Linked DNA regions of Homo sapiens: all the other regions are linked to region 1. Evidence: read pairs that join two places in POLR2A ChIA-PET (ENCODE). Cell type or tissue: GM12878. All regions are shown on one strand. Each heading gives the region's core, and the rest is flanking DNA. Links, peaks and the distances in the headings are about the cores only.

What was found. Peaks named below come from ENCODE experiments on the same cell type or tissue, not always from the same donor. Only the 100,000 strongest peaks of a DNase experiment are listed, where the experiment ranks them.
Region 2: POLR2A ChIA-PET joins it to region 1 with 7 read pairs; 7 of 35 experiments call an interaction of 5 or more read pairs at or near these places.
Region 3: POLR2A ChIA-PET joins it to region 1 with 5 read pairs; 4 of 35 experiments call an interaction of 5 or more read pairs at or near these places.

The regions. Positions count from the first base shown.
Region 1 is chr12:120,883,810-120,889,830 of GRCh38, forward strand. The region is part of intron 1 of SPPL3 (signal peptide peptidase like 3); the gene reads right to left. Among named protein-coding and RNA genes, the nearest start is that of SPPL3, 18 kb to the right of the region's middle. In GM12878, for the core only: no CTCF peak of the experiment used is centred there; a DNase peak (open chromatin) is centred at 2,652; H3K27ac peaks cover 1,685 bases.
Region 2 is chr12:120,781,684-120,787,704 of GRCh38, forward strand. It overlaps SPPL3 (signal peptide peptidase like 3), which reads right to left. Exons shown (of 11, transcript NM_139015.5): 4 at 2,791-2,910; 5 at 1,991-2,069; 6 at 972-1,084. Among named protein-coding and RNA genes, the nearest start is that of ACADS, 59 kb to the left of the region's middle. RefSeq lists an enhancer at 1,359-2,558. In GM12878, for the core only: no CTCF peak of the experiment used is centred there; no DNase peak of the experiment used is centred there.
Region 3 is chr12:120,797,197-120,803,217 of GRCh38, forward strand. All of the region lies in intron 2 of SPPL3 (signal peptide peptidase like 3), which reads right to left. Among named protein-coding and RNA genes, the nearest start is that of ACADS, 74 kb to the left of the region's middle. In GM12878, for the core only: no CTCF peak of the experiment used is centred there; DNase peaks (open chromatin) are centred at 1,285, 1,664, 2,277 and 3,605; H3K4me3 peaks cover 1,150 bases; H3K27ac peaks cover 3,641 bases.

The DNA.
Region 1 (6,021 bases), core at 772-4,771:
TGTAGACGTAAGCCGGGCGTGGTGGCTCATGCCTGTAATACCAACACTTTGGGAGGCCAAGGTGGGTGGATCACCTGAGGTTGGGAGTTCAAGACCAGCCTGATCAACATGGAGAAACCCTGTCTCTATTAAAAATACAAAATTAGCCGGGCGTGGTGGCGCATGCCTCTAATCCCAGCTACTCAGGAGGCTGAGGCAGGCGAATCGCTTGAACCCAGGAGGCGGAGGTTGTGGTGAGCTGAGATCACGCTACTGCACTCCAGCGTGGGCAACAACAGCGAAACTATGTCTCAAAAAAAAAAAAAAAAAAATGCAGATGTAAATCTAGTTTTTTTAAAAAGCAAAGGGATGGTAAACAAAATTCACGACAGTGGTTACACCTAAACGGGGACAGGGGACAGAGGCATGAGGAAGGACAAAGGAGAGTACAAAGGGGGCTTCCAGAACATTGGTAATCCTATAGTTTCTTTAACTGGTGAAGTTCATGAGCGTTCATTATGCTACACATACAAATCATATATTCTTCTGTAGACATTAAATATCACATAAAAATGAAAGCACAGTATAAACCTGTTCCTGCTTTTGTGTAAAAAATGATCTACAGTTCCTATATGTAATGCCCAAAAGGGTAACATGAAATGTTACCATAAATTTTCTAAGTAAGTTAAATATTAGGTAATTAGGATTTTTCTTTTTTTACTTCTATTTGGGATTTCTGGGTTTCAACAACTTGTATAATTTAAAAAAAAAAAAAAACCAACTGTCACAATATATGGATTTTTTTTAAACCTGAAAGATATGCAACAAATTTAATGAAAGATCTCTCTGTGTTGGTAGAATTGTGGGTAGTTTTTCTATTCTTTTTGTGTTTATCTACACTTTTCAATATTTTCACCAATAAAATATGGTATTACAGTTTCATAATTCCTTATCTGACACCCTTATGGCTGGAGATGTTTCAAAATTATGGCTAGAGTTTTTTTGGGTTTTTTTTTTGGGTTTTTTTTTTTTTTTGGCTTTCAGAAAGGTAACAATGGTGTGTGAAGTGGGTGACAAGTCACACCTATTCAATAAATAGATACTAGAAATAACTTCAGTTAAGGTCTTGTTTTGTTACCAAAGAGGTCTAAACCAGATTTTATCCCCTAAAGGAATGGCATTATTTAGTGTAAGTAAGGCTTCCAATTCCGCCCCTACTGGTCCAACTAATTTGGAGCTTAATCACTGCAGACTGCACTCAGTTGGGAACAAACAAAAAAACCCTTATATTAATACTTTGTAATACCAACAAATCAAAGCATTTCAAACTCAACTAAAAGACATTTCTTTCTTAGTAAGGCTAAGGCTTTCAGACACATTTCAAAAATGAAGCTAATGAACAAGTGTCAAAGTATAAAATATTTGGAAATTATCAAAATAATAATGTATACAAAAACTCAACAGAACCACCAAATAAACTGATTAAAAAGATAGTACCACTTACGGTGTTCTTTAATTCCATAATTGTGCACGGGACCTACAACACATAAGTATTTCACATGGCCTTCAAATTCAAACAAATCAGTGAACTCACAAATGGGCCCTGGGTCCATATTATCACAAATGCCAGGGTATAGCATGTAAATTAAGTCATGATCGTTGTTCTCTTGGTCAGAATACCATTTATGGACTCCAACTCAAAAGCATGTGAGTACCACTTAGAATAACTACATGTCCTTAAGGCATCTAATAGTCAGTAATAATGCAATGGTCAAATCCTGTTAAAGTATTTGTATCTAAACATGCAAGTGCCCATAAAAAGTTGTTTTTTTAATCCTCTGTCACTGGAGCACTGATCAGCTATCCCTATCTTCAACCATCCTTGAGGCAATGACCTACAACTATGGTTACTAAGGGATCACAACTCAATTGCCTCCAGGAGCTAGGTAAACAGCATAAATGAGTGAGGTAGAGATTCAGTGTACAGTAAACAGAAAGTGATGGGGACTCAGCCAAATTAGAAAATGTAAGCTGTGAGTAAAGTCATTCAAACATTAAAACTTTTTTTTTTTTTTTTTTTTTTGAGACAGAGTTTTGCTCTTGTTGCCCAGGCTGGAGTGCAATGGCGCGATTTCAGCTCACCGCAACCTCCACCTCCTGGGTTCAAGCAATTCTCCTGCCTCACACTCCTGAGTAGCTGGGATTACAGGCATGTGCCACCATGCCCAGCTAATTTTGTATTTTTAACCTGTCCATGTTGGTCAGGCTGGTCTCGAACTCATGACCTCAGGTGATCTGCCTGTCTCAGCCTCCCCAAGTGCTGGGATTACAGGCGTGAGCCACCACGCCCGGCCAAAAAAAAAAAAAATTTTTTTTTCCAAATTCAGTCCTTCTAGTAATCAACTGACTGACTAGGAGACACAATCTATACAACAGCCCACTCTGAAATCTCCTTGTCTCTAAATTGTCTTAATTACATCTGCTGGCATTTGACACCCAGTCTCTAACACTATAAACTTCTGATGAAAAAGGATGTGGTTTATTCTATTTTAGTTACTATAGCAGAGCCCCAAAAGGCATAAAGTCATTCATTAAACACAGAGATCAAATTCACAACCTTACTCTGTCTAACCAAGTGAGCTGTGTGGTTAGGCAGTACAAGTGGTATATAACTGATACACAACAGGCCAAAGCAGACCTTGAACACCTATAACCATCAGAACAAGGACCAAACGATAACAGTTCCAACAGATTTACTTGCTGAGAACTATAGAATCTGGTACATCTCTAATGAGGAGGGAGGCAATTTTCTTCCTCCTGTGAATTTAACTGCTCGCAACCAAAAATCTGAGCTATGAGGAGCTTCCTCTCTGAAACCCTCTAAACACCCTCTTCCCCACTGAAAGAAAACCCGGCAGTAACAATATAAAACTAAAGAACTAGAAATACAGACTGATCACACACTCATCTGTTTTTCCTAAAGACACACAGATCATACATGTGAGCAAAAATCTAGATCATAAGTATTTACCACCTCTGGAACCGCACTGTTCAATATGGGAGCTGCTAGCCACATGTAGCTACTGAGCACTTGAAATGTGGCTAGTCTGAATTGAGAAGATCTTGTACTAAAAAAAGTTAAAATGTCTCATTAATTTGTATATTGATTACATACCATCAGTGATATAATAATTTTTTTTTTTTTGAGACAGAATTACCCTGTCACCCAGGCTGGAATGCAGTGGCACGATCTCGGCTCACTGCAACCTCTGCCTCCCAGGTTCAAGCAATTCTTGTGCCTCAGCCTCCCACCATCACGCCCGGCTAATTTTTGTATTTTTAGTAGAGATGGGGTTTCACCATACTGGCCAGGCTGGTCTCGAACTCCTGACCTCATGATCCACCCATCTCGGCCTCTCAAAGTGCTGGGATTACAGGCGTGAAATAAGTATTTTTATGTAAATTAGTATCACCTTTTTAAAAAAACTTTTTAATGTGGCTACCAGAAAACTTTACATTACATATATACCATATATTATACTTCTATTGGGCAGTGCAGCTCTAGAAAAGGTAGTATTTTACAACTAACTCCTCCAGTGATTATCCTCCTGGCAAAGAACTGACACATCAAGGCACCCCTCACCGCCACTTCCACCCACCAAACCTTCAGTCATGAAACCACTCCTAGTCCCAAGCTTACTGATGATGCAGCAGGTTGCCAGAGTAATTCGGTTAATCACTTAACCAAAGGGAAGAAACTAGTTTAACAATTATCTGAGGCTAATTTCTTTCTAAATTATTCCAGCACGCAAAAGAAATAAGAAGTAGCCTGAAGAAAAATCTGTGAACCAAAGGTGTACTAAATTTTTGTTCTTGACACAAGATTTTTAGTTGACTAAAACAGAGGTTCAACTTTGGTAGTACACTTCTAAAAACAATCAGACCTAACATTTTAAACTACTGCTTTTTTCCTCTACAAACCCTTAATTAAATATAAACACTACACAAATAAAACCACAATGAGATATGACTTTACACTCACTAGGATAGCTATAATTTAAAAGACAATAACAAGTGTTGGTGAAGACGTGGAGAAATTAGAATCTCACACATTGCTGGTGGTAATGTAAAATGGTGCAGCCGTTTTGGAAAGCTGTTTGGCAGTTTATCAAAATGTTAAAAACAGAAACTATGAGCCAGCAACTTTACTCCAAAGTATTCACCCAAGAGAAATAAAAACATACATCTGCACAAAAACTTGTATACAAATGTTCATCGCATAACTATTACTATTTTTGGTTTTTTTAGACAGAGTCTTGCTCTGTTGCCCAGGCTGGAGTGCAGTGGCACCATCTCTGCTCACTGCAACCTCTGCCTCTTGCGTTCAAGTGATTCTCCTACCTCAGCCTCCTGAGTAGCTGGGATTACAGGCGTCCACCACCACGCCCAGCTAATTTTCGTATTTTTAGTAGAGACAGGGTTTCACCACGTTGGCCAGGCTGGTCTCGAACTCCTAATCTCAGGTGATCCACCTGCCTCAGCCTTTCAAAGTGCTGGGATTACAGGCATGAGCCACCACACCTGGCCCCACATTATTCATAGCAGCCAAAATGCGGAAACTACCCAAATGCCTGTCAACTAATGAGTGCATAAGCTGAATGTGGTATAAAAAAGGAAAATTATTTGGCAATAAAGAGAATGAAGCATTGACACATGCTACAACATGGATGAGCCTTAAAAACACTGTGCTAAGTGCAAGCAGCCAGAAACAAAACAAAAGCTATGTATCATTCGATTAACAGAAAAAGAACAAATCCGTAGAGGCCAAAAGCAGACTAGTGGCTGCCAAGGGCTGGGGAGAAGGGTAATGAGCAGTAACTGCTAATATGTACAGTTTCTTTTGGGATGAAGAAAATGTTATAAAAATGATTGTGGTGACGACTGCCCAACTCTGTAGATATAATAAAAACTACTTAATTGTACACTTTAAATGACTGAATTGTACAGTATGTGAATTATATCTTATATTTTATTTTTTGAGACCGGGTCTTGCTTTGTCACCCAGGGCGGAGTACAATGGGTGCAATCTCAGCTCACTGCAACCTCCACCTCCTGGGCTCAGGCGATTCTCCTGCCTCAGCCTCCCGAGTAAATAGCTGGGATTACAGGTTCATGCCACCTCACCTGGCTAATTTTTGCATTTTTAGTAGAGATGGGGTTTCGTCATGTTGGCGAGGCTGGTCTTGAACCCCTGACCTCGGGTGAACTGCCCACCTCAGCCTCCGGAAATGCTGAGATTACAGGCATGAGCCACCACACCCGGCCCGTGAATTATATCTTTCAAAAGCTATTTATAAAATATAAACATCAGAATGAAAAACACAATGCCACAGAAAGGGACTTCTATGAAATGTGCCTATATGAAATGCTTCATTTTAGAAGAGCATGAAAAAGCGATAAGTAGCCCTATTGAAACAGAAGAGGGAACTTTAACTGTGGTAGATTGCATTAGAGGCATTAATTCCTCATCCTTTCCAGGATCTATTCCTTAGCCATATGATTTTGCAGTTCTTCCCACTAATGGGCGTAAGATTTATTTTTGTGGCTCCTTGACTTTGGCTTCAACCATATGACTTGCTTTGGCCAAAAGAATGGAGCAGAAATGGCAGTGTGCCAGTTCTAAGCCTAAACCTTAAGAGGTCTCACCTTGCCCTCTTGTGCCCCTGGCACTGCCTAGAGAAGAGCTTCCCCTATGTGGCTGCTGCCCATTCACTCTGGGCCTAAAATGAACACACTTGAAGCGGAGTCATCTCAATCAACTTACAGATCGGAAGAAGCAGAGTTGCACCAGCCAATCTGTAGATTCATAAGTATATTTTATTGTTATTTTAATCCACTGAGTTTTGGTATAATTTGTCATGCAGTGTTATTGTGGCAATAGCTAACTGATATAGTCACCAATTCTCCCACTGTGTTATGAAGAGGTCCTACAAATTAAATAGTGATTGTTATGAAGGTAGGTCCAGCCTAACACCTTGAATA
Region 2 (6,021 bases), core at 1,217-5,216, 100 kb before region 1:
GTTCTCCTGCCTCAGCCTCCCGAGTAGCTGGGACTACAGGTGCCTACCACCACTCCCAGCTAATTTTTTGTATTTTTAGTAGAGACGGGGTCTCACCATTTTAGCCATTTTAGCCAGGATGGTCTTGATCTCCTGACCTTGTGATCCGCCTGCCTCAGCCTCCCATTACAGGCATGAACCACAATGCCCAGCCCTTATTGTTACTTTTTAAAGAGACAGGGTCTCACTCTGTTGCTGAGGCTGGAGTGCAGTAGCATGATCATAGCTCTCTGTAATCTTGAACTCCTGGGCTCAAGGGATCCTCCCGCCTCAGCCTCCCAAGTAGCTGGGACTGCAGGTGTACCATGCCCAGATGATTTTTATTTTTGTAGAAATGGGATCTTGCTATGTTGTCCAGACTGGTCTTGAACTCTTGGTCTCAAGTGATCCTCCTGCCTCAGCCTCCCAATGTGCTGGGATTACAGGCATGAGCCATTGTGCGAAGCTTCCATTTATATAAAAAAGCATAGTCTGCACAAAAACTTGTACATTAATATTCAAAGAAGCATCATTCATAATAGCCTAAAAAGTGGAAACAACCGGTAAACGAATAAATAAAATTAGTGTATCCATACAATGGAACAGTATTCAGCCATAAAAAGGAAGTGCTGATACAGGTTACAACACAGATGAACCTTGAAAACATGCTAAGTGAAACAAGTCAGACACAAAAGGCCACATAATGTATGATTCCATTTATGGAAAATGTCCAGAATGGAGAAATCCATAGAAACAGAAAGTAGAGACTAGTGGATACCTGGGGCTGGGGAGGTGGGTAAGGGGAATGACCGCTCATTTGTTTTGGCGGGGGTGGGTGTGAAAATGCTCTAAAAGTTTATTGTAGTGATGGTTGTACAGCTCTGTGAATATCCTAAAGTATCTATAAAACTCTATAAAGTAAAATTACAATTTGTCACAAATTAGTCACTCACCATCCATGAGAAGCCAATGGCCAGTGAGAACCCAGATGAGGACGAGCATGACAGACAGAGAGAATGACAGCAACTCAGCAGCAGTGAAACGTCCACAGCAACCAAAGGAAATCCTGGAAAACACACAACACTTATTGGACAGTGGGCACACTTTATTCAGTAACCAAATTCTCCTTTGGTATTTCGTGATGGCTGGATTAGAATAGCAGATAATACCAAGATAGCTGGAAATCCAAAATACCCAATCCTTTTTTGGAGAAACCTATGGAAAGCTCACAGGAATATACTTCTGCACCAACTGATAATGTCTTTTTGGGACCAATTATCAACATGGGCATTTAGAAGTTTGAAGTGATAATATTAACCTCTGGAAAAGCTAATAAGTATGGAGGAAATTCTATTCTTATGAGGAAAACAAAATGAAGAAATGCCAACAATTCAACTCATTTACCAAAGATGGTATCACTCTATTTAGAAGATTGTAAATCTTTTGGTTATCACTAATTCCTGCGAGCATCAGCTGCCACCAATGACTGGTTTCCTAAGTGCGTTCAGCATCTCCATTAGCACAGAATTTTGTTTCCGTGCAGCAATGACTTTCAGAGTTAAGGTGTGAACACTAGGATTAAACGCAAGTAGGTAGCATATCTAGGCCACCGAAGACCAAAGGCAAAGAAGAACGTTTGAGTTCAACCACTATTCTCATATTTCATCAACTCACAGTAAAGGAATGAAAGCACCGTTTCAAAAGAAAACTGCTCATCTTTCAATGATCTAAGTAGGAAGCACATTACAATGACTCAGACTTCCTAAGTTTTGTTTGTATTTCCTCTGACATGAGAAGGTACAAAAGGAAGTACTAGCTTCTGGCTTTAAAGATCAAATGTGTCACTTCCTGGTCTTTTGGCATTTCTGTGCTCCAGCCAATAACAGAAATTGAGAATCCTAATAATGCTATCAAATATGACAGAAAAATATATACAAGTTTATAATTTAAGAGGAAAGTCCCAAGTCCTTACTTGTTCTGAGGTGAGCAGGGTCTTGTTAAATACTGGCACATCGGGAGGAGAAGAAAAGCAAAAGCTATCGTTGCAAGAACTAGAGAAAGAAAAGGTATAATTTTTTAAAACAATTATAAGAAAAATGGCATGACTTATAGAAACTTCATTCCGCCAAACACTAGACAAGTGGATACGGTTAATTGACTAGAGAAGAAAAATGTCTTCCTTTAATACTGCACAAAAAATCTCTTCATTATTAAAAAAAAGTACCTGATTTGAAGTAGGGGAAAGCATAGGTAAGTTTCCTAAAAGATAAACAGCAGGCCAGGGGATGACCTCCTAACAAGTCTTGTAGCATTTTGCCGATTTTTTTTTACATTTCCATCAATACTTAGCTTGAAAACACATCAAAGAGCTGACAGTCCAATCACTTTGATTAGCTATCCATGTTTCTACCTGCAAGAACGTGGGTAGAGGCTGACAATGGCCTCTATGCCAAGCTCAACCTTCTGGTAATCTAGAAAAAGCGCCACAGCCAAAGCACAGCAATACTGCTCTGGTGTCATAGAATTCCTGCACTTTGACGTCTCCAGCCTTTCTTTCAGATTGTGTGGGCAGGTCTCAACAGATGACGTGGATCAAGAGGTTCAAGGAGGAGTTGGGGAAGGGTGGCGTGGTTGAGACGGAGAAGGCGAAGCCAAGATTTATAAGGAAAAACTTACATGACATGGTATATAAATCTTAATTTTTGAACAATGATAAAGGTGAAAAATTTTCCTTTTAGTATGTTAAGACTAGACAGAGAAACTCATATTTACCTGCTGTACATATTGTAAAAACTACTTGAACTGAGTCAAAGAAGAAGAACATTACTAAAAGAGAGACAGATGCTCCAATTGGAAGGAACAGAGCCTGGGTAGAGTCAATTGTTTGGATGCCTGAAAGAGAAAAACAGACAGATTAATAACTTATTATGCACCAGGCACTGTGCCTATGCACTTCATATACATTAACTTGCAAAAATGCAGACAGTTCTACGGATTATACGTAGGACATGGATTATCCAGGCCCTATGAGTCTTTCTTTCCCAACGAGATTATGAGCTCCTTGTTCTCTTCATGGTGCCTTTCATTACAGCAGACACTCAGGAATATTTGTTGAAGTGAACTACTACCTCCTGGTGTTAACCATCTGGATGACAGGATCCAAACCACCACCGAGAACATTAAGAGGTAGTAAAAACCCAGATTAGTCCATTTGGGTAAATTTGTGGTCTTGAATATAGGTTTGGTAAAAGAGGTGGTTTAAACCCATTGACTAAAAGGACTTCTCATCACCTGTGGGTTTAAGGTACTCATTTTCACTCTTTCTCGTTGTTGCTAATAGTTGAGAACTGACTTGGCTGATGGGGGAGAAGGAGGACAACAAGTCATAGCTGAAAACAGCAAATCAGAAAAATTTTATTTGGCCAGATGTGGTAGCTCACGCCTGTAATCCCAGGACTTTGGGAGGCTGAAGTGGAAGGATGGCTTGGGACCAGGAGTTCAAGACCAGCCTGGGCAACACAGCGAGACCCCCGTTTCTATCTATTAATATTTACAAAAAAAAAAATTTATTTTATGGGAACATTTTAAGGTACCAGAATAGGAGATGAATACGGGAAAATAATCTCTTGGGCTAGAGTAGGATTTAGCGCAAGGGTTCTCAATTCTTGGCTTCCCATTAGAGCTTTAAAAAAATTACAAAGCCCAGGTCCAATCCCAGACAAATTAAATGAAATCACAGGAGTTAGGCCCAGCTAAAAGCTCCTCACAAAACTGTATTTTGCATCTAGGGTTGAGAACCATTAATAGAGTATTTTTGGTAGAGAAGGAAAACATGGCAAACTCTAATAACCACTGAATGAAAAAAAAAATTACCAGTTTTATCTTGTCTCACTTCCAAATTAACTCTATTGAGATGTCATAAAAGCGCACAAAAGGAATCAAAGAAATCTTCATATGATCTATAATAATGAAATAATAGAAGAAAAAGGCTGGGTGTGGTGGCTCATGCCTGTAATCCCAGCACTTTGAAAGGCTGAGGCAGGAGGATCACTTGAGGCCAGGAGTTCAAGACCAGCCTGGGCAAACTAAGGAGACCCTATCTCTACAGAAAATTAAAAAAAAAAAAAAAATTAGGCATGTTATCTTGAGCCTGTAGTTCCAGCTACTTGGGAGGCTGAAGTGGGAGGATCACTTGAGCCCAGGAGTCCAAGGCAAAAAAAAAAAAAAAAAAGGAAAGGTCTCTTCATTATATTAAGGCTACAAATAAAATATGTAACCAGGATAAACATAGCAAGACACAAAGGGTTACAATGATCAACAAAATTTCTCTTAGGTATTTAAATTTGCCTGTCCCCAAAAGAGTTATTTAGGGTTTTTGATTGACTAAATCTATAAAACAAAATGCTTCTCAGGGACTAGGCAGATGAGTGAAGTAATTCACTTAGGAATAGGACAATTCAATTTAGGAAAAGTGAACTATGTGTCATGACAAACAGAAATTATCTTGGAAGCAGTCTGTCCTGACCCTAGTCAAATCCATTCAGCTTGGCCCAAGGATCACTTCGGGAAGTGTATCCATTAGACAAAACTCTATGAAATCTCTAACTAAATTTTACCTAAATAGTTTTTAAATGTAAGTGCTCTACAGTAGTTCAAAGAACAGCTAGAGGAAGCTACAGATTTTCAGTGCCTTTCACTACAGAAAATAATGTTTCTCAGATAAATAACTTTATCATAGGAACAAAGCATCAGGGAGTCTATAGACAGATTATACTGATTCAAAGTATGAAGAGAAAATTAAATGGCTAGCTAGAATAAAGACTGTAGTGGTGAGGTATATAAGAGATGCATTTGTTTATAATAAAGCTAAATTTTAAAAGTTCAGTCTGCAATTACATGCGAAACTGAATACAAAGGACCTTTCTGGCGTATTAGATAGAATGCACAGATTTTTTTTTTTTTAAACCACAGATTTTTGAACCAGGAGGCGATGTCACAGGGCAAGTAAAGCGCCTTTAGTTCCTGACAATATGCTACCTAAAACAATGTCCATGACTTCAGTACTCCATTTCCTAAAGTTCTGGAGATAAAGGTCTTGAATGGGAAAGAAAGAGGTAATTAATTAGAAATTTTAGCCAAACTCCAGTAACTTAAAAACAAAGCAAAACTGAGCAAAGCAAAACAGACTAGCCATAATTAGGAGGACATATGCAAGTGCAGTTGCATTATCTTTAAGGCAAAAATCAACATAGGAAATAGGCTTGGTAATGGAATTAAAAATTTTGTACAGCAACATCATTTTTAACATTCAATGAACATGGCTACAGGCTAAATGTACGTCTGGTATGGAATAGACACTGAGCAATAAAACCAATAACTATTAAGAAAATTACTGATTTTACACCTCCCTGTAAGAACGATGCTTTTGACTATTTGCTGAACACTTATTATATAGTAAGCAACAGGAGGGATTAAAAGAAAGTCATTTCCAGATCTCATGAAGTTTACAATCTAAGCAAGAAGATTAAGATGTATACCTCTACTAAAGATGAGGATCCCAACTATACATCTCCATCAATCTTTATAACTCAAATAAATTATAACTGAAGTTTAGTAAAAGTCTTTAAGATGTCAGATAATTGGGCAGGGGTGTACATGGCTTTTTAAAATTCCACTTAATACTACTTAAATGAAGGACTGATGTGCCATGGGAAAATAAATTTCTATATTGGCTTCTTGGGGGCAGGCAGAGAAGTTAGAACAAGGTCAGGGGAAATCAGAGGACCTGGAGGGAACTCTTGCCCTCCACCCTCACTCCTGTCACTTTCTAACCTTTTTTATGGTGAAGCATCACACCCAGAAAAGCACAAAAATGAATTATTACATATTTAATACCACTCAAGTCAAGAAACAAACCAACCCCAGAAATCTTCCTTTGTGTCCCTCTCAATCACTACTTTCTCTCTCTCTCTCATTCTCCTGAAGGGAACCGCTATCCTGACT
Region 3 (6,021 bases), core at 1,217-5,216, 86 kb before region 1:
AAAATTGGGATGAATGTTCAAGGATTCTGTGTAGATCTCTGGGTTTTTTCATTTTGCAGCTCTCTTTTCTTTTGTACTCTGTTCTATTAACTCTAGCTGCCTCTAGCCGTCTCTTTGGACTCTCAGTTCCATCTCTTCAACTTCAGAAATCTTTCTCTCTGCACCATGAGTGGAAACTATCTTAAGATAGTTTGACGGGAAAATAAGTATGACGGGAAAACTATTCCTCAACTCTCAGGAATACTGTCCTTTGTTGTCTGATGAAAAATATCTTGAAAACTGCTGTGTTATGAGGGTTTACATGTTTTTTTTATTGTTTTTAAAGTTGTTTCATGTGGGATGGTAATTCAGTCTCTGTTTCTCTATCTTGGCTGGAAGTACAAGTGGCTCTAGGTAGTTCTTTTAAATAGGTCCTGAACTGGACAGATTTTTAAGTGAAGGAAAAGGCCTTTTAAAATTTCTTGTTCATGTCCCTGGGGGTACCAAAACATTGATGAATTGTATCCCTTTCTTTAGGAAAGCAGAGGATCCTATCCTATAATGAAGAGGTAGGTCATAATCCTTCCTGGAAGAAACTTAACCAAATGACTGGGCTCAGGTCACACTGATAATGATCTTAACTTCGTAGTTTCCCACCTCTATGACTCAAAATTTCTTACTGGATTTGAAAGACTTGCCCCTCTACTAACAGCCTGACTCTAGCTGCCACTCTTGTTTCCTGTACTTTCATTCACTAAAACTCCCTTCTCTGTTACTGGTACCAAGGAAGCCTCAATTAGAATGGGGGGTCTGGGGAGGATAATCTATGAAGTAGAGACTGGTTAGTTACATGTCACCCTGTTCTCATATAAATCTGGCCAACGAACTGTTTAGCAAACTGTTCCACTGGAGGGCAGCCCCAGTGGGTGACAGCTCCCCAGCAGGACCAAAACACAGCGACTTTTAGATGTGGTGGACTCCCTGAAACATGGTTAAGACTCCTCTTCTGAAATATGGTCAGGTGTCTGATGTGTTGGCTTTCCTGGGGGTTTTTTTATTTTAAAAAAGCCTTGGATTTTAGAAGATTCATATACAGTATTTGAGACATATTTCTCCAGCCATCAGAGGAAGACACATTAGCAGAGATTAAAACGTACACTTACTGCTCATACCTCAGTCACACTTAGAGGAATAGCTATGGCAACTGGCTCCTGAAAAACTTTTTCCTAATTAGTTCCACAACAAACTAGATGTAGTATTTTGCATATATTTCCCCTGCCAACGCACCTGTGGTAGTTTCTAGTACATGGTTTCACTTCTATGATCTTTTAAGCTTTAATTCATGTTTTCGCACAGCAGAGCTAACAATGTGCAGGACCTAAACTCTAGGGTTGGTGATGCATTTAATGGGAACGTCTCTGGAGTCAATGGAACATGAAGACTGCTCCTTCCCTGTGGGCATGTTTTGGAAACACATATATTAATTTAAATTGAGTTTTTCAAATTCACTTATGAATGGAATAACAATAACTACACTTGTTATATTCTGCTTCTCAGAATCTGGTGACAGCAGGTTAAATGTGCAGGAATTTTTATCTACATCTCTACCCTTGGGGCTACACAGATTGCCAGCTTCTCTTACTTTTTCTGTTGGCATTATATCGCTATTCTGGATTGGAAGGTTGCCAGTCATCTCTTTGGTTTAACCCTAGGCACAGCTGCTACGGAGCCTCTCCCATGAGACTGGGTTAGTGAGAATAGGTGCTGAGAACCCCCCGCGGGACAGGATGAAGGGTTATATAACTCAATTTCAATTTGTTATTAGTTGAGAACTATTTATAACTCCATCCTGGATGTTTTAAGGCAAGATTTTCCCCTTTTTTCAAATACAGCTGCTCCTTGACTTACAATGGAGTTATATCCCAATAAGCCCAGGTAAGTGGAAAAATCTCAAGTTCAAAATGCGTTTAATATTCATACATCTAACCTACTGAACATCATAGTTTAGCCCAGCCTACCTTAAACGTGCTCAGAACACGTACATTAGCCTACAGTTGGGCAAAATCATCTAACACAAAGGCCTGTTTTGTAATAAAGTGCTGAATATTTCAAGTAACTTACTGAATACTGTACTGAGAGTGAAAAACAGAATGGTTGTATGGGTACTTGAAGTATGCTTTCTACTGAAATCATACTGCCTTTGTACCATCATGAAGTGGAAAAATCTTAAGTTGAACCATCATTAAGTCAAACCGTTGGTAAGCTAGGGATCTTCTGTAGCAGAAAGTAGTGGTCAACTTCAAACCAGTTTTAGCTGGTCCATTTTCTTAGCATCTAACTGACAAGAACTGCAGCAGGGACAGGAAAGCCTTAGGCAGGAATGAGGTACTATCAGATGGTGGGGGAGGGTGGAGGACTGGTAAGGAGAGCAAGCATTCTTCTAGTTCTCTGTGTAATTAGAAGACTTTGAACTTCTCACTGCCTCAAACAAGCTTAGCTAAAATCAAGCCTTGTTTGGTTGTTAGAAGCAGACCATGGGTCACCGCTGCACAAAACAGAAATGGGGCACAGTGAGTTAGTAGGGCCTTACCTATTAGCTCAAGCTGGGAAGATTCATATCTTCCAGCTTTATACAACAAGCTTAAAGGGCCTGGGCTTAGCAGATCCCATGCCACTATGACTGGGGTCCGGTAAAGTTACTCACACTGCACAGCTGACAGCAAACTTAAGCTGTTTAAATAAAGCCTTTGCAAAAGACTCTGCCTCCAAAGCTATCCAGGACTATTTTCAATTATAGGCCTTTAACTTAGCTTATTTGGTAATTTATTAAGTGCATAGACATCAGATTGCTAGGTTGGACCTAGAACAGTTCGCTGCATCTTCACAGAAGACTACTCTTCATTCTCTTCCATCTTGACCTGCCTTCACAATCTTGTTATTGCTATACAGTAACATAATATGATGTTAATATAACGTTATAAATATACATTCCATCCAAATTGTATCCTGGCTATTTGCAAGTCTAGGTACTGAAATCAATGTTTAGGTCAGGTGCGGTGGTTCATGCTTGTAATCCTAGCACTTCAGGAGGCTGAGGCTGGTGGATCACCTGAGGTTAGAAGTTCGAGACCAGCCTGGACAACATGGTGAAACCCCGTCTCTACTAAAAATACAAAAGCTAGCTGGGCCTGGTGGCGCACACCTGTAATCCCAGCTACTCAGGGGGCTGAGGTAAGAAAACTGCTTGAACCCGGGAGGTGGAGGTTGCAGTGAACTGAGATCACACCACTTCACTCCACCCTGGGCAAAAGAATGAAACTCAGTCTCAAAACAAAAAAACAAAAAACAAAACAAGAAAAAGAAATCAATGTTTAAATGATCAACAGAAGGACTTGAGCTATGGCTTTTTCATCACAGACAACCATTTACCATCACAGAAAAAAAATCCATCTAAATTATAGCATATTATATGCTATTTTTTTTTGTCTTTTCATCAACTATGACTGAACAGGAAGTAGTTATGGGTCAAGGTGTAGGAGGTCAACAAATGTCCAATTATTGATACTTACATAGAACCTACACTAAGAAAGAAAGACTAAGAACCTGGGCAGGAAGAAACAGTCTCTGACTCAGCAGCTGAGAACATCCAGGGGGTTAAAATGATGATAATAGTTAAGCTTGATTGAGCTCATACTGTCAGGCACTGCTAGGTGCTTTACAGGCAAGGTTTCTTTTGATTCACAGAAAAACTCCATGAGTGGGGTGACCACAAATTCCAGCTTATGCCTGCTGCCTTGGCAAAATTATGAAGGAAACAAAAATATTTCACCCAAAAATATACTTCTCTGACATATTTCAGATGGTTTTCAGAAGGGCTGGAAATACAAGAATAGCTGAGAGAAGCTGTGTGGGGCAGATTTGCATCTGTAGAGAAAATATGCATTGATGAGGTGGAGGCATTTCTCTGAGGCCCTACCTTGTCCAGACACAGGAAAGATTAATTGAGAGTCTGACACCTTAGAAGGTCAGAAAGAAACATATTCCATCTATTCTCTCTCAGGGCTGCGACCTGTGAGGTTTCATCTACATGACAGGACCACCTGTGCTAGCTGGGCCTCCTCTTCTCTCTCTCTCATAATCTGTCTCACCACCATAACCTGATTTACCACCATAACCTGTCTTGCCACACTCCAAGCCCTCATTCTTTCTGTAACCTCAAGGTGGTATAAAAGCATCAGCCATCTGGCCATTTTTTTTTTTTGAGATCTTATATTTTGTAAGACTTTTGTGCACATTAACAAATCTGTATGCCTTTTCTATTAATCTGCTATTTGTCAGTGGATTTTTCAGCGAGGATTCAGGGGGCACAGAGGAAGTTTTCCCTTGGCCCTGTTACACCAAGTAATGGGCTCACTGCTTGACGCGCTACATCTTTCCACATTAGTATATACTGCTTTTTTCTCATAAAAACAAACAAACAAAAAAACCTACAGAGTATTTCTCCCCAAGTAAACTTGATCTGGTATCATTTTTAGATAAGCTGCACATGAGCTGTCTTACTACAGAGAAATATTAAGACCAGCAGGCTTTATAGGTGAATGATATGGTTTAGCCTTGAACTGGGTAAGGTCCAGATGGCCACTGACCCTGTCAGCTAATTAGTGTCAGTTAGAATGACAACTCATCAACATTCTTCAACTTTAAATTGGGTGTAAGTATAAATTCCAGTTTGGTGTTTTGGTCACTTTGATGTACATTTCACATGAAGTTTATTACAGACACTATATCAAGAAGTATATTAATATTCTGTGAGTGCCTTAATAAGATTTTAGTGTGGCTGAGGTAGAGATCTGGTTATATTTGCCCTAAATTTGTTTCAGGCTAGAATTAATTCAGTTGCAAGGAACAGAACTTTAGGAAATCAACTACTCATTTCTTTATGTCCTAGAGTGGATTAAAAAGGATTTTCTGAGGAAGATTCTAGGCCTGCCTTTAGGAACTTCCACTGCCTGCCTCAGGACAAGGGGAAACATGGGCTTATATTTAGGTATTAGGTTCCTTCATTCTGATAAAAATACGAATGCACCATGAGTGCTGTTAAGACAACTAGGTCTGTATTTAGCTGGCAACATAATACATTTTTGGGCTGCTGCTTTTATATATGTATGTATGTATGTATGTGTGTATATATATACATATATATGTATATATATACACATATATGTGTGTGTGTGTGTGTGTATATATATATATATATTTTTTTTTTTTTTCCTTTTTGAGATGGAGTCTCAGTTTGTGGCCCAGGCTGGAGTGCAGTGGCGCAATCTCGGCTCACTGCAACCTCTGCCTCCCAGTTCAAGCGATTCTCCTGCCTCAGCCTCCTGAGTAGCTGGGATTACAGGCATGCATCAACACGCCTGGCTAATTTTTGTATTTTGAGTAGAGATGGAGTTTCACCATGTTGGCCAGGCTGGTCTTGGAACTCCTGACCTCACGTGATCCTCCCACCTTGGCCTCTGAACATGCTGGGATTACAAGCGTGAGCCACCGTGCCTGGTCTGCTACCAATATTTATTAACAGATCAACATTCAAGAATAACCAGTTTAAGAATTAACAGCCCATTCATTCTCCAGATATTCCAAAATATAACCTTAGACCACACTTAGCAGTAAGATGGTTATCTAAACAACAACATCCTGTTGCCCACTGTGCACCTTCAATTTTGGCAAAACTGCTTTTGCTGAAATACATTTTCATGCAATGCCACCAACTTATATTGAAGGTACTACAATTCATTCAACAAACACTTATTTGAATGCCTACTGTGAGATGAATGAACTTAACATTATATCCTCTTTATGAAGGTCGTTAGGATAAAAGTCTGTCTGATCTTAAGGCCAAGAACAGTTGCGATTCACCTGAACAACTGAGTTCTTTTGATGGAAGGAAGCTGAGTTTTACATTCTTTCTTTTTAAATCTGGCTGCTACAAAGCTTATGGTGGTCCTTGTGAAACACTAGTAACAGGAGTGCTGGCATTAT